2 separate regions of the Homo sapiens genome follow, and region 1 is linked to region 2. Evidence: chromatin contacts called from ENCODE Hi-C or POLR2A ChIA-PET data. All regions are on one chromosome and are shown on one strand. Each heading gives the region's core, a stretch centred on a gene start or an enhancer-like site at or near the end of the contact. The rest is flanking DNA. Distances are from core to core; before and after follow the strand shown. Region 1 overlaps GLUD1 (glutamate dehydrogenase 1). Region 2 holds the start of FAM25A (family with sequence similarity 25 member A).

Region 1 (6,924 bases), core at 49-2,548, 33 kb before region 2:
TCATTCATTCTCCCCGTCTCCTGAGTGATTACATCACATTTTCTCCTCTTCTCACTGCCCTGCATTCCAGCTCATGACCTGCTATCTGTTCACAGATAAAACTGATGCAGCCTGGGAGCTTCCGCATCTACCCAGCTCCTGGTACCTGTACCCAGTCCTGTGTCATCTCTCTTCGAATAGATCAGCTCTTTGTGCTTTCATTTCTTAGGTCCAGTTCTTGTTGTGGGCATTGGATGGTTTTTCCTCAGATACACTGCTCTAGCAAGTCTGCTCCTCTCTCCTACATCAGCAGTTTCCCTCTGAGTCATTCCCCTCAGCTTACCAAATGCTGTTTTAAAAAATGTATAAATCTTAATCCCACTTCCCCTTCCAGTATTGCCATTTGTTTCCTGTAGAGCAAACCTCCTTGGAAGAGTTGTATATACTCAGCCTCCAATTCTTCTTTACTTGAACCTACTCCACCAAGACTATTCTTGTCAAGACAGCCAGTGACACCAGCATTGCCAAATCCAGTAGCTATTTTTCAGTCCTCATCTTGCTTGACCTATCAGCAGTTCTTGTTACAACTGACACTCCCACCTTGAAACATTTTCTTCTCTTAGCTTCCAGGATACCACATTCTCCTGGTTTTCTCCCTACCTCACTAAACATTTCTTCTCAATTGCCTCTTGCTGGTATCTCTTCAACTCTTCACTCTCCTAACATTGGAAGGCCTGCGTCCCTAAACCACTTCTCTATCTAGATTGAAAACTTCAATGATCCACTTAGCCTTGTGGTTTGAAGTCCATGTATATACACTCTCTTCCCACTACAATATAAAGTCTGTGAGAACAGAATTTTGATTTTATTCTCTACTATGTCCCCTAGTACCTGGAAGAGTATGTACTCAGTAAGTGTCCAAACTATATCAGTGACCCATTTTAAGTTTTTATCGGGCATATGTGTTTTGTAGCTCTGTATGTCACCTTAAGAGTGGTAGTGAGTTAATTGTCCTTAATTTTTTAGAAAGCATTCCAAGAAACAAATTAGGAAAGAGAGAACTGACTTGATGGTGGAGGCCCTGAGTCATATCCCAGCTCTGAAAATAGCTATCTGTAACCTTGGCCATCTTCTCTGGTCCTTAGTTTCCTCATCAGTAAAATTAAAACGCTGCTGAGATCTACACAGCTTTAAAAGTTGCTGGCACTACTGAATAGATACACAGAATTCTACCCCAAAGCCGCTATGGGGTTTAATCAGATTCCTTTCTGTGTTCTGTGTGGTGTCCCTGTTCTCTGGGGAGCTGAGGCGAACGCACCGTGGCATGAACAGTGTAACACATTGCTCAGTGCATCTGCGTCTCCATGAGTGGAGGGTGCTCATCTCACTCCATGCCCTCATGTCTCTAGGTCCAAAAACTGTCTTCATTGTTGTACTATAATCTTATTTCATGAGTATTTGTTTGCTGTCAAATATAATAAAAATAAATTGTGATCAACAAGCAACTGCTTCAGTAAGTATCAAGATACTGTATCTTTGATACTGTGCAGAAATGACATATCTTAGCTAAAAGACAAAAAATTCTGTCTGGTTGTATATTGACTTGAGAATCCTTTGTCATCTTATACAGGGACACAAAGCAGGTCTTTGTGGTTTTGTTAAACTTGTGTTCTTTTCCCTAATAGGGTGCATCTGAGAAAGACATCGTGCACTCTGGCTTGGCATACACAATGGAGCGTTCTGCCAGGGTATGTGTGCAGATGCTGTTTGCCTTCCAGCTAGTCACATGAAGTGCAACTCAACCATGCTATCTCAGCCGCCAGACTGTATGTGCTGATAGAAAACATCAATCTGTTCAATGGTCCTCATTTGTGTGTAGCAAAACACATGTTTTTTCAGTCTCAGATGATAAGCAATTTTTTAGAGTCTTCAAATATGTTTTTGAGGCTTTGGAAAGAAATAATAAGGCTGATTTAGGAGGTAATGATGTTGGCAGCTAGCCCAGTATGGAGTAGTTAGCCAAACTGGATTGTAGCTCCATGTGCCACTATGTTATAGCTACGGGAGTCTACCTTACTATAGAATTTGGTATAAGCAAAACTTATTTTGACTGCTTGATCCCTACTTTAAGGCCTCAACCACAGTTTGAGTCCAGTTTTCCTAATTTCTTCTTGGGTTCAGATTCTATCTGCTTGGATTTATGATGAAATAGCATAAGCAGATATTGGTGAAGAAGGTGGTGCTTCTTAGGGCTGTTGTTTTTCTTGTTAATTTTTGATCGAGATAGGGTGTATGTGGTATAAATTCATCCTTTCAAAGTATTAAATTCGGCATCCTTTATTATATATTTGAGCCATCACCACTTTATAATTCTAGAACATTTTCATCACTCCCTTTTTTTTTTTTTTTTTTTTTTTTTTGAGACGGAGTTTTGCCCTGTTGCCCAGGCTAGAGTGCAGTGGCGCACTTTCAGCTCACTGTAACCTCCACCTCCCAAGTTCAAGCAATTCTTGTCCCTTAGCCTCCCGAGTAGCTGGGATTACAGGCATGAGCCACCATGCCCAACTAATTTTTGATTTTGTTTTCATTTTGTTTAGTTTTTTGAGATGGAGTTTCGCTCTGTCACCCAGCTGGAGTGCAATGGTGCAATCTCTGCTCACTGCAACCACCGCCTCCTGGCTTCAAGCAATTCTCCTTCCTCAGTCTCCCGAGTAGCCGGGATTACAGGCGCCCACCCCCACACCCGGTTAATTTTTTGTATTTTTAATAGAGATGGGGTTTCACCATATTGGTCAGGCTGGTCTCGAACTCCTGACCTCAAGTGATCCACCTGCCTCAGCCTCCCAAAGTGCTGGGATTACAGGTGTGAGCAACCGCACCCCTGCCTAATTTTTGTATTTTTAGTAGAGACAGGGTTTTACCATGTTGGCAAGTCCGGTCTTGAACTCCTGAGCTCAAGTGATCTGCCTACGTCGGCCTCCCAAAGTGCTGGGATTACAGGCGTGAGCCACCGCACCCAGCCACCCCATTGTTAAGTCCAGAGAATTAGGCCCTCCTGCCTAGAGGTTCTGCTGCTAGAGTAGTTTGTCTTTGGCTGCCCAAGTCCTGCCTTGAAACAATGAGAGGGTAACTTGGACCAGGCCTGTCTGGGCCTTGTGTGTTTATGGCCTGGCCACTTGAGTCAGGATCATCTTCACTGCATTTTCTCTTTCATTTCAGCAAATTATGCGCACAGCCATGAAGTATAACCTGGGATTGGACCTGAGAACAGCTGCCTATGTTAATGCCATTGAGAAAGTCTTCAAAGTGTACAATGAAGCTGGTGTGACCTTCACATAGATGGATCATGGCTGACTTCCTCACTATCCTCTTCACATGTAACTTCTGCAGACCTATCACAAGTTTACATGTAACCACAGAAATCCCTTTCTCTCCTGACTCATTAATAATGGATACCATTCTCAACAAGTCAATCCAAGTCAGCCCGTTAAGGAGAAAGAAATTAAGGTTAGCGGATCATGTACAAGCTGAGTGTGAAAGTAGAAATCACCTACACCAGAGAGCCATTTTGGTATTTTGCCTTTAAATAAAAAGCCTCCTTTATCTGGCTGTGCAGCCTTGCTCTGTGGCTTTTCCCAACACAATCAGTGCTAGTGCTGGGGAGGAACAGTCAAGAGCAGTCAGTTGCTTGCTTATTTTTTCTGGATGAGTCTGGGACACACTGTAACTTTAACACATTTAAGAAGTAGGTGTGTGGCCTTTTCAGAAGGTGGCATGGTCCTCAAGTGAGTTCTTAGTATTTTATATCAGCAAAATAATTCAATTTTGCAGGTTGCAAACAAATATAAAACCTGTTTCTGTTTATGAATATTATTCTTTTAGAATAGAATAAGTACATGCTGCTGTAATAAAATTGCCTTTAATCACTTAACAAGCCTAACCTTGACTCAAACAGTGAATGCCTATAGAAATAATAAATGAAAAAAACTAGTATTTTTATATCATAAAACAATGTCATTTATAGCTTATCATTCATGTATTGTCCAGCAGACATTAAAAGCCCTGTGGATAATTAAGTTATCTTCATACCTGCAAAATGGTGGAGGCTATTTTCATTAAAACTGTCAGAATTTGCTTACTATAATTATGATACAGTCCAAAGAATGCAGTCACTTTTTATCATGTTAACTAATTGTTCTCTTTTGAAGATCTATGGTTGACTAATTAAACAATAATTCAAGTAGAGTGTCCCAGAAAAAAACCACTTGGGCTCCCTGTTTGGAGTCTGGCTGGCTCTGAGCATTGCCAATGGCCCCTACTCACCTGACTTTGTATCCTCTCCTTTTAGAGGCTTTGCATTCTGCACCCAGCTTCACTAACAGTGGGCTGAAAACATCCTTGGGTTGAGTGTTTCATTTGGGAGTTATTTGGCCAGGGCCTTTTGAACAGTAGTGTCCCCATGAAGTGCTAGATAATATATGTGTAAGAGTCAGCTTTTTTTTTTTTTTTAACTCTAACACCCTTCAGAAATTTCTAACTACTTTGTAACTGCATGGCTTAACCTGGTGATAAAAGCAGTTATTAAAAGTCTACGTTTTCCAAAACTTACGTTTCTTTTCTGTGTTTTTACATGTGGTAGTTTCTCTTTTCATAAGTTATAATACTGCAATTGGATTTCTGAAATGTTTATAGCGACCACCTGTATAACATTTCCTTCCACTTTATTGTGAGCTGCCCAGATTTTATTCTTGAATTGTTTTTTTTTTTTTTGTTCGGTGCTTTACACGTTCAGAGAAACTTCCCGAGTAACGAACTATAGAAATGATCCCTGAAAGCATAGTCTTTATTCTCGAATTATTTTGTATTTTATTAAATAATATGAACAGCTGTTCTTGAGAAAGAGGCTCTAATGTTGAAAGCTGATAGTGAAGTAACTTTTAGTGCCGTTTTTCACTAAAGGGGATTTAATGTGGAATAATTTAGCCACAGAATGTAACAACTATTGAAGAGAGAATACTAACTGTAATCAGAACTGGATTCTAGACTTGATTCCACCAGTTACTTAACTGCCAGTGTGAAGCCTGGCTTTCATTTGGTCTTTGTCCGTATGTCACAGTTCTGCCTCTGCATGCTCCTGGCATAGGGTCAGTCAGATAAACAGGCCCCCAGTATATGGGCATAGTGAGCCCTTCCCCAGCATGGTGGTGTCTATCTGCACTCTAGGTGGGCTACTAAAATGTGTAAGGGGGAAAGTGATACAAAAACCAGTTCCAGAATGTTAGAATAATGGTGGGGCAGCAGATTTAAGTCATGTGAATGTGGGATAAGTCTTAGTGGTGGCCTTTGACTATATATTGGAAATACTGATTTTTTTTTGGTTGGGGGGTTGGTTTTTGTTTTTTGAGACAGTGTCTTGCTCTGTCACCCAGGCTGGAGTGCGGTGGTGCAATCACGGCTCACTGCATCCTCTACCTCCTGGGATCAAGCAGTTACTCTACCTCAGCCTCCTGAGTAGCTAGGACCACATGTATGGGTACGACACCTGGCTAATTGTTTTTATTTTTTTGTAGACACGAGGTCTCCCTATGTTGCCCAGGCTGGTCTCACACTCCTGGACTCAAGTGATCCTTCCACCTTGGCCTCCCAAAGTACTAGGATTACAGGCATGAGCCACCATGCCTGGCCAATGGTAATTTTTTAAAGATTAATGTTGAGGAGTATTGTTGATAGTAATATTAGAAAACTAAATTGCCTGTGCTAGCTATATAAAGATGAGAGCACTAGTGTCAGTAATTTTGGCTCCTGAAGGTTTTAGTTTTTAAAAATCTGGTCAATTACTCTTTTTACCTTGACAGAAATTTTCTTTTTTTTTTTTTTTTTTTTTTTTTTTTGAGACGGAGTCTCGCTCTGTCCCCAAGGCTGGAGTGCAGTAGCGTGATCTCGGCTCACTGTAACCCCCCGCCCCCTGGGTTCAAGCAATTCTGCTGCCTTAGCCTTCCTAGCAGCTGGGACTACAGATGCGTGCCAGCACGCCCAGCTAATTTTCTCGTATTTTGATTAGAGATGGAGTTTCACCATATTGGCCAGGCTGGTCTCAAACTCCTGACCTCATGATCCACCCACCTTGGCCTCCCAAAGTGCTGGGATTATAGGGGTGAGCCACTGTGCCTGACCTATTTTCAATTATTTTTAAAACTCACACACGATACTCAAGTTACTTGCTTCTGAAATAGCCATAGATGACTTATATAGCACCTGAAGAAGACTTAACTGGTGCTTTATGAGCCTCTACACCAGTGTATTCTAATATCCCTGATTAAGGAGATGAGAAGTAAAGGCATGAATTTTCAGTGCTTTTGGCACCCTAACTAGTAGGATTGGTCATTCCTTTTTTCTATATTTTTTCTCTTTTCCTTTTTTTTTTTTTTTTTACTCCATGACTAGCCAAAGAGCTGATTTACTTTTTTAAAAACGCTTGGCATGGCTGAGCACGGAGGCTCACGCCTGTAATCTCAGCACTTTGGGACGCCCAGGCAGGCGGATCACAAGGTCAGGAGATGGAGACCATCCTGGCTAACATGGTGAAATTCCATCTCTACTAAAAATACAAAAAAATTACCCGGGCGTGGTGGCGGGCGCCTGTAGTCCCAGCTACTTGGGAGGCTGAGGCAGGAGAATGGCGTGAACCCAGGAGGCGGAGCTTGCAGTGAGCCGAGATTGCGCCACTGCACTCCAGCCTGGGCCACAGAGTGAGACTGTCTCAAAAAAAAAGAAAAGCCTGGCATGTTAACTCACAAGCAAATAAATTCCATATTCACTAAACATCCCTGACAGGCTTTCCCAGCCCTGCTGTTTGTTAAGGTAGTCAAAGCATGGCACATGAAGAAAACTACATCTATGGATATTGTACAAAATATTGTTTTTATGATTTTTTAATATTTTTAA
Region 2 (7,112 bases), core at 3,072-5,571:
GGTCACTGTCTCAGTGATTTCCTTCATCTTTTTGTCCCCTGACTCTTGGGCTTTCTTTATGGCTTCAGCAATGGCTGTTGGAAAGAAAGAGGAAGAATGTCCTAGTGATCCACCCGCTGAACTTGTGTCCCCTTGAGTGGCCTGTGGGATGTGGCCATCTTAATGGATTAGTCTCTGGAGTGGCCCGATGGGACCAAGGGCAGCAGGATTACTGCAGAATGAATTTGAATTTGGTTTTAATTTCCCCAACAACTTGCATTTCTTCAACTGTGAGTGAGACTGAGCATCTACTCATGGGTACATTGCCTGCTTATCCTTTTTTCTGGAAAATGCCTGCTTATGTCTTTTGACCATTTTTATATTGGGTTGTTATATTGGATTATCATTTTTATGACAAATATTTTTCATCAGTGTGTAATTTTTCTTTTGGCTTGGTTTATAGTTTTTTTTTTTTTGGCTATAGAAAATTTCAGTTTTGGATTGTCAAATTTACTTAATATTTCCTTTATGGCGCTGATTTTTTTGTCATGGTTCTAAAGATTCTCCCCTCTCCAAGATTAGGCCAAAGTCTTTTATGTTATTACTATGTCTAAATGTTTATGATGTCTTCCCCCTCAAAACTCATACGTTGAAATCCTCAGTCTTAATGTAATGATATTAAGAGGTGGGGCCTTTGGGAGGTTGAAATTAGCACCCACATAAAAGAGACCACAGAGAGCTAGCTCCTTCCACCATGTGAGGACAGAGCTGGGCCCATCCACGAACCAGAAAGACTCCCTCACCAGATGCCAAATCTGCCAGTGCCTTCCTTGATCTTGGACTTCCCATCCTCCAGGAGTGTGAGAAATTTCTGTTGTTTCTAAGTCGCCCAGTTTATGGTTTGTTTTTGTTTTTGAGACAGAGTCTTGCTCTGTCACCAAGGCTGGGGTGCAGTGGTGCAATCTCAGCTCACTGCAACCTCCGCCTCCCAGGTTCAAGGGAGTATCCTGCCTCAGACTCCTAAGTAGCTGGGATTACAGGCATGTGCCACCACGCCCAGCTGGTTTTCGTATTTTTAGTAGCAACGGGGTTTCACCATATTGGTCAGGCTGGTCTTGAACTCCTGACCTCAGGTGGCCCACCCACCTTGGCCTCCCGAAGGGCTAGGATTACAGGCGTGAGCCACTGCACCTGGCCTATGGTATTTTATAATAGCAGCCTGAGCTAAGATGGTTATCTCCTAGTAAGTTAATAAATTCATTTATGTAAATTTAAGTCCTTCATCTACCTGGAATCTATTTTGTTGAAAAGGAATGAGATATACATATGCTTTGTACATAGTTCTACTCATAGCTCACACACATCAATTTAACATTTAACATAGAATTTTACATGTTAAATTTTTTTTTTTTTTTGAGACGGAGTATCACACTGTCGCCCAGGCTGGAGTGCAGTGGCACGATCTCGGCTCACTGCAAGCTCCGCCTTCCGGGTTCACGCCATTCTCCTGCCTCAGCCTCCCGAGTAGCTAGGACTACAGGCACCCGCCACCGTGCCCAGCTAATTTTTTGTATTTTTAGTAGAGATGGGGTTTCACCGTGGTCTGGATCTCCTGACCTCGTGATCCGCCCACCTCAGGCTCCCAAAGTGCTGGGATCACAGGCGTGAGCCACCACACCCAGCAATTTTTTTTTTCTTTTTTTTTTTTTGAGACCGAGTCTCACTCTGTAGCCCAGGCTGGAGTGCAGTGGCATGATCTAGGCTCACTGCAAGCTCTGCCTCCCAGGTACACACCATTCTCCTGCCTCAGCCTCCCAAGTAGCTGGGACTATAGGCACCCACCACCATGCCCGGCTAATTTTTATGTATTTTTAGTAGAGATGGGATTTCACCGTGTTAGCCAGGATGGTCTCAATCTCCTGACCTCGTGATCCACCCTCCTCAGCCTCCCAAAGGGCTGGGATTACAGGCGTGAGCCACCGCGCCCTGCCATGTTAAATGTTTTGTCCCAGTGTGCTGTCACATAGTCTTGTGTGACTTTGTCTTCTTATTCCACAGACAGAACCATCTAGACAGTGCCCTAACGCAGTACAGTCTGTGGCCTCTGATGAGCATAGATAACTGCCCCAGCCAAGAGGCTCTGAAAGGCTGCAACATTGGGGGCAGAGTTTGACCTGGTTAGTCAAAGAACAGGTTGGCCCAGCACCTAGCTTCCCTTGCTCCCTCCCTCCTTCCCTGCCCGACCTCAGCCAGCTGTACCTTTCTCTCCAGTCTCCTTGGCGTGTCCCACCACCTCCTTCACCACTTCTTCCACGGCATGAACTGAACAGAGGAGACAAGTCCAGGGTGAGGGCTCAGAGCAGAGCCGCTGCCCTCCCAGTCCAGGGTGAGGGCTCAGAGCAGGCCCACTGCCCTCCCAGTCCAGGGTGAGGGCTCAGTGCTGGCTTATCCTCACAATGGACCTATACATCCCTGGACATCCTAGATGGGGCTCTGGGATGCCACCCCCAGCCAGGACAGACTGGCTCATGAGAAGGACCTTCCCCCACAGCTGGCTTCCTTCGGAGACGCCAGGGCCTTGGCTGCCGGGAGACGAGCTCAGTGAGCCCCATGAGGGCATGGGTCCCTGAAGCCCCTTGGCCCTGCCCGGCCTGGAATGGCAATGAGCAGGCCATCTTGCCAGCTGAGACATGAAGCCCAGGCTGGGCCTCTGTGCCAGGTCACACCCCTCTCAGGATGTGCTAGCGCCTGCCTCAGGTTGGTTTCCAAAGCCTCATCCAGTAAAACCAGGTCTCTCAAAGCAATTCCTCCAACAAAAGGGAATTCTCTGCCTACTTCAGAGTTTTTTAAAGTGTAGGTGGTAGCATGCTAGAACTGAAGGATTTCAGAGTCAGAAGAAATGGTTCTTATTCTAACTCTACCTTCCACCTCTTGGTTCCCTCATCTTTAGAATGGGAATCTGTTGGGGTGATGAGACCCAACACCAGGTCGCGGGGGCGGCAAGTCCAGAGGAGTCAAAGGAATGAGAAAGAGACAGTTTGAGAGAGAAAATGGGAGCGGGGCGCCATCGCGAGTGTGGAGGCTGCGAAGGCCCGGAGTTCTGGGAACCCATGCTATTTATTGGTGATCTAACAAAGAAACAGGTGGTGAGGATGTGGCGGTTGAAAGGAAACGGTGTATCAAGTGAATGAGAAACATACGGCTACTTGAGAAAATGGGAGTGCTAGAAGCAAGGAGCCAGCCAATCTAGCAAGCCCTGCCTCAGCTTCTCTCCCAACACTCAGCTTTTCTCCCAACAGGAATCATACAAAACTCAGAGGCTAGTGAAAGGTTAAAGCAGGTGGTCCACACCAGCTGCAGAGTCAAAAACAAAATACGCGTCTGCTGCCATTTAGAAAGAGGACACAAACTCAGGCAAGACTGTTTTTCACACGATGACCCATGAGTGGCTCCTGGCTGGGCCTCCCCACACATAGCTGCTGACCTCTGAATACAACATACACTTCGGGACCAGGTGCGGTGGTTCACGCCTGCAATCCCAGCACTTTGGGAGGCCAAGAGGAATGGATCACTTGAGGTCAGGAGTTTGAGACCAGCCTGGCCAACATGGCGAAACCCTGTCTCTGCTAAAAATATAAAAATTAGTTGGGCATGGTGGTGGGTGCCTGTAATCCCAGACACTCAGGAGGCTAAGGCATGAGAATCACTTTGAACCCAGGAGGCAGAGGTTACAGTGAGCCGAGATCGCACCACTACACTCCAGCCTGGGTGCCAGAGCAAGACTCCATTTCAAATACAAATAAAAATAAAAATAAACATGCTTCAGGGGACTTGGATGAAATTGAAAATGCCCTTTTTGACTTTGAACAGACTTGGTGACTTGTTTAGAAATCTTTGAAGCTTTAAAGTTATGGTAAAAATAAAAATCCATCTTCCTTTTCCTGCATAGGTTATTCAGAATAGGCTGTTTTGACAAGAAAGGCTCCCCAGATTTCCAGAGGGAAGGGTCCAAGCTGCCAGTGTTCACCCAGCACCAGGACTCATGCCCTGCCCCCAGGAGACCTCCCCAGGTCTGCACCCCTCAACTCCGTGCTGACTTGGTAGAGCAGGGGACCAGGGTTCCTGAGGGGCCAAGGCCTCCTCCCAGGTCCTCACCTGCCTACTTAGATCCGCCTCCCACAGACCCAGTCTGCCCCAGATCCCCCCAGCCCAGGTAGAAAGGAGCCCCAGGTCCTCACTGGCTCCCTCGGTGGCCTTCTCGGTGCGGTGGGCCAGGCCTTCGGCAGCCAGCTTCCCCAGGCCTCCCAGCATCGTGTGGCAGCAGACAGTGGTGAACTAGGATGCTGAGGACTGGCCCAACATGCTTTTATAGCTGCCTCTGGTGCCTGTCTAGGCTCTGGGGCAACAAGCCCTTGCCCCAGCCCAGTAGGAGGCTGGACAGGTGAGTCAGCGAGGGCGGCAGCAGGAAGGGGCTGGGCGGAGCCACCCTGGCACTGGGGTGGCAGCATCCCCTGACAGCCTGAGGCTTCTGTAACCCTGTCCTAGGGACCCCGTGAAGGATAGGGGCAGGGAGCAGGGCTGGACAGGAGAGATCTGGACATGCCTCTTCCTTGAGGCAGAGGGCCTGAGTGCCAGCCCCCCGAGACCAAAACTTCCCAAGCCTGGGTACTGATATGTACCTGGAGACAAGGCCTAGGATTCCAAGCCTGCTGCTCAAGGTCCCCAGTGTGGCCTAGTAAGAGGTTTAGGGGTTCTATGGGCCTGGAGACCTGGGCAGTCCTTTGGGTCATGAACACAAGTGGAGTGAGGGTGACTGCCCTCCCCATTCCTGGAGACCCTGGCTCTGCAGAGCAGTTTGTGGCCTCTATGGGACAGGGTGGGGCGTTCAGGGTGGTGCCTTGCCTGAGTCAGAGGGGGGCACAGCACTGGGCAGAAGTGTAGTCACCTGGCTTTGCTCAGCTGATGCTCACTCACCCAAGAGTGTCTGTGAGGCCAGCAGTGCCCTCCTATCCCCTGGCAGTCCTGGAGGAGTAGACAGAGGCCTCCACCACCACTCAGGGAGATGCTTCTGGCCTTAGCTAGAATCCCCTAGAAAGCAGCTTCCCTGGCTCCTGGTGCATCACATGAGGAGTGGCAGGGCTGCTCCCTAGTTACTCATGATGGACAGACATGCCTCAAGCCACCTGCCACATGCTGCTTCCCTTAGTCACCAGCCCAACCTGAGCCTCCGTTTCCTCATCTGTAAAATGGGGATAGCGTGCCTTCCTGGCTGTGTCACTAATCGTCCCTGAGACAAAGCATGCAAGCTCCTGGTAAACACCTGTTCCCTCCACTCATCATTGAGGTGCCCTTTGGCAGTGAGCTCTGACCAACCGGTAGGGTGGGCCAAGGAGTGACTGGGACGTGAGGCTGCCTTGGAGCCAGAGGGCTGGGGAATGTGACTTCCGCTGGCCAGGAGCCAAGGAGAGGTCTTCCCATCCTCCTACTTCTGGGGTGCAGGCCTGTGGCAGGGGTCTGAGGCTCTCTCTTCAATGCAGGCTCCTGGAGCTGCTCTCCTGGGTGTGTTGGGGCCTGATTAGTTTACTGGACTGTGGGCCCTCCCAGCCTGGGACTCGGGAGCTGAGACCCTCTTGCATTCCTGCATGGTGTTTGCGGGCTCCAGGGCTACGGCCAGTCCCCCTAGGGTGGACAGTGGGTATCGTGGGCAGCAGGACCTCTGGGTCTCAAGACTACGGCCCCACACATGCCATTGCTATCTCCTTTGGGCAGGGGTGAATTGGGGCTTAAACAATTTAGAGGGGCCCTCTTTATGAAAAAGAATACAATAATATGATTCTTGCACATTTTTCATTTATATACGTATGAACTTCTGGACCCAGAAGGGGCTGTGAAAGTCGGGGGCCTGGAGCTCAGGCGGGTCCAGATGACCCTGTCCTCCTTTTGTAACAGCCAGAGTCCAGGATGTTTTTGCCCAGGGCATTGGGCTGGCACTGCAGAGGCCTGGGGGATGGGGGGACACCTGGGACATGGCTGGTGGGAATTGTTCTAGGAAACCTCAGGGATTCTCCCTGGACCTGTCAAAGCCCCTTCCCTGTTTCTTCTGAGGCTGTGTGTCCCCCACTCGCACAAGGGTCCTTTCTATGCCTGTTCCGCTGATAAATGTCATCTGCCTGCTCTAGAATGGCTTCCAGACCCCACAGACCCCCTCCTCACGAGCTCCCACCCTAGGGTACTCTCCACCAGTCCCCGCTTTCAGGAGCTCACCAGACTCAGACAGCCTGTTGTCAGAGCTCAGCCACACAGCAGGACCCTGGCCCACTGCCCAGACCAGAGCCAGGCCCACCGCAGCCTCGGGGGACAACTGTCCTTCCCCCACCCCCTCCACATGGTCCCCTGCCCATGAGACCCTGCCCTGCTAATTTAATGCACTGCCTTGGTGTGAGCACTGTGATTCTAATGACAACACACCATGGCCTTCTGGGCAAGGCTGGGTCCAGACACAGATCCCAAATGCCTGCTGGGGAGAAGGCAAGAGGCCCGGGGAGGCCCAGGACAAGACATGGGTCCCAGGCCCTGGTGCCCTCCCTCTTGGCCTTCCAGCCGCTGCTGCTGTGACCAGATTCCCATCCACCCAGCCCAGTCCATGGGCCCCAGCAAGCCATCTGTGCCCCACAGAGGGCAGACCCCTAAGAGTGGGACCCCTTTCTAGCCAAAGAACATGAGATGGCCCCAAATCCTCCTAAACAGGATGGATCCTGGTCTGAGGGGCTGGGCTCAGGTGACTCCTGCAGGGAACTTCACCTGCCTGGATGAGGTCAAGGGTGAATCAGGTGGGGCCTGCCCTCCACCACCCCATCATGGAAGAGGTCCAGCCCACGGTGGGCCCAAGAGGGCCGCCCTTGGACCTAGGGACCCAAGTCAGCATATCCTGAGTCAGAAGGTCAAGTCCAGCCTCCCCTCAGGCAGGGAGAATCTGGCTTTGACAGGAGCAGATAAATTCTCAAGGTGGAATTTGCCCAACAAACTAGTTTGGCAAGGGACTAGCTGGCTGAATCATTGAGTCAAGGACAGCCAACGTTTCCAATAGCAATTTGCCAACTTAGCAATGACCAATTCTGAAAAACAATTTGTTT

What was found. Hi-C counts contacts between places; a loop is a spot of excess contacts on that map. ChIA-PET counts read pairs that join two places held with the same protein, here RNA polymerase II (POLR2A). Pooled maps may share reads with other maps.
Region 1: a map with no recorded cell type shows a loop between it and region 2 (13-fold over the local background). The contact joins the enhancer-like site here to the promoter of FAM25A in region 2. A Hi-C loop is called at or near these places in 1 of 37 single-sample maps with no recorded cell type and 2 of 50 pooled maps. POLR2A ChIA-PET finds 5 or more read pairs at or near these places in 5 of 52 experiments (AG04450, Panc1, RWPE1 and 2 more).

Annotation. Positions count from the first base shown.
Region 1 is chr10:87,048,145-87,055,068 of GRCh38, reverse strand. It overlaps GLUD1 (glutamate dehydrogenase 1), which reads left to right. Exons shown (of 13, transcript NM_005271.5): 12 at 1,665-1,727; 13 at 3,199-4,867. The coding sequence ends at 3,318. Among named protein-coding and RNA genes, the nearest start is that of FAM25A, 31 kb to the right of the region's middle. RefSeq lists an enhancer at 1-93. Within about 2 kb of position 1,298, at least 6 of the 41 ENCODE cell types and tissues checked have a DNase peak (open chromatin) inside an H3K27ac peak, as active enhancers do.
Region 2 is chr10:87,017,503-87,024,614 of GRCh38, reverse strand. It overlaps FAM25A (family with sequence similarity 25 member A), which reads right to left and starts at 4,321. Exons shown (of 3, transcript NM_001146157.3): 1 at 4,218-4,321; 2 at 2,239-2,301; 3 at 1-74. The coding sequence starts at 4,290. RefSeq lists enhancers at 1-102, 3,801-4,301, 4,302-4,802.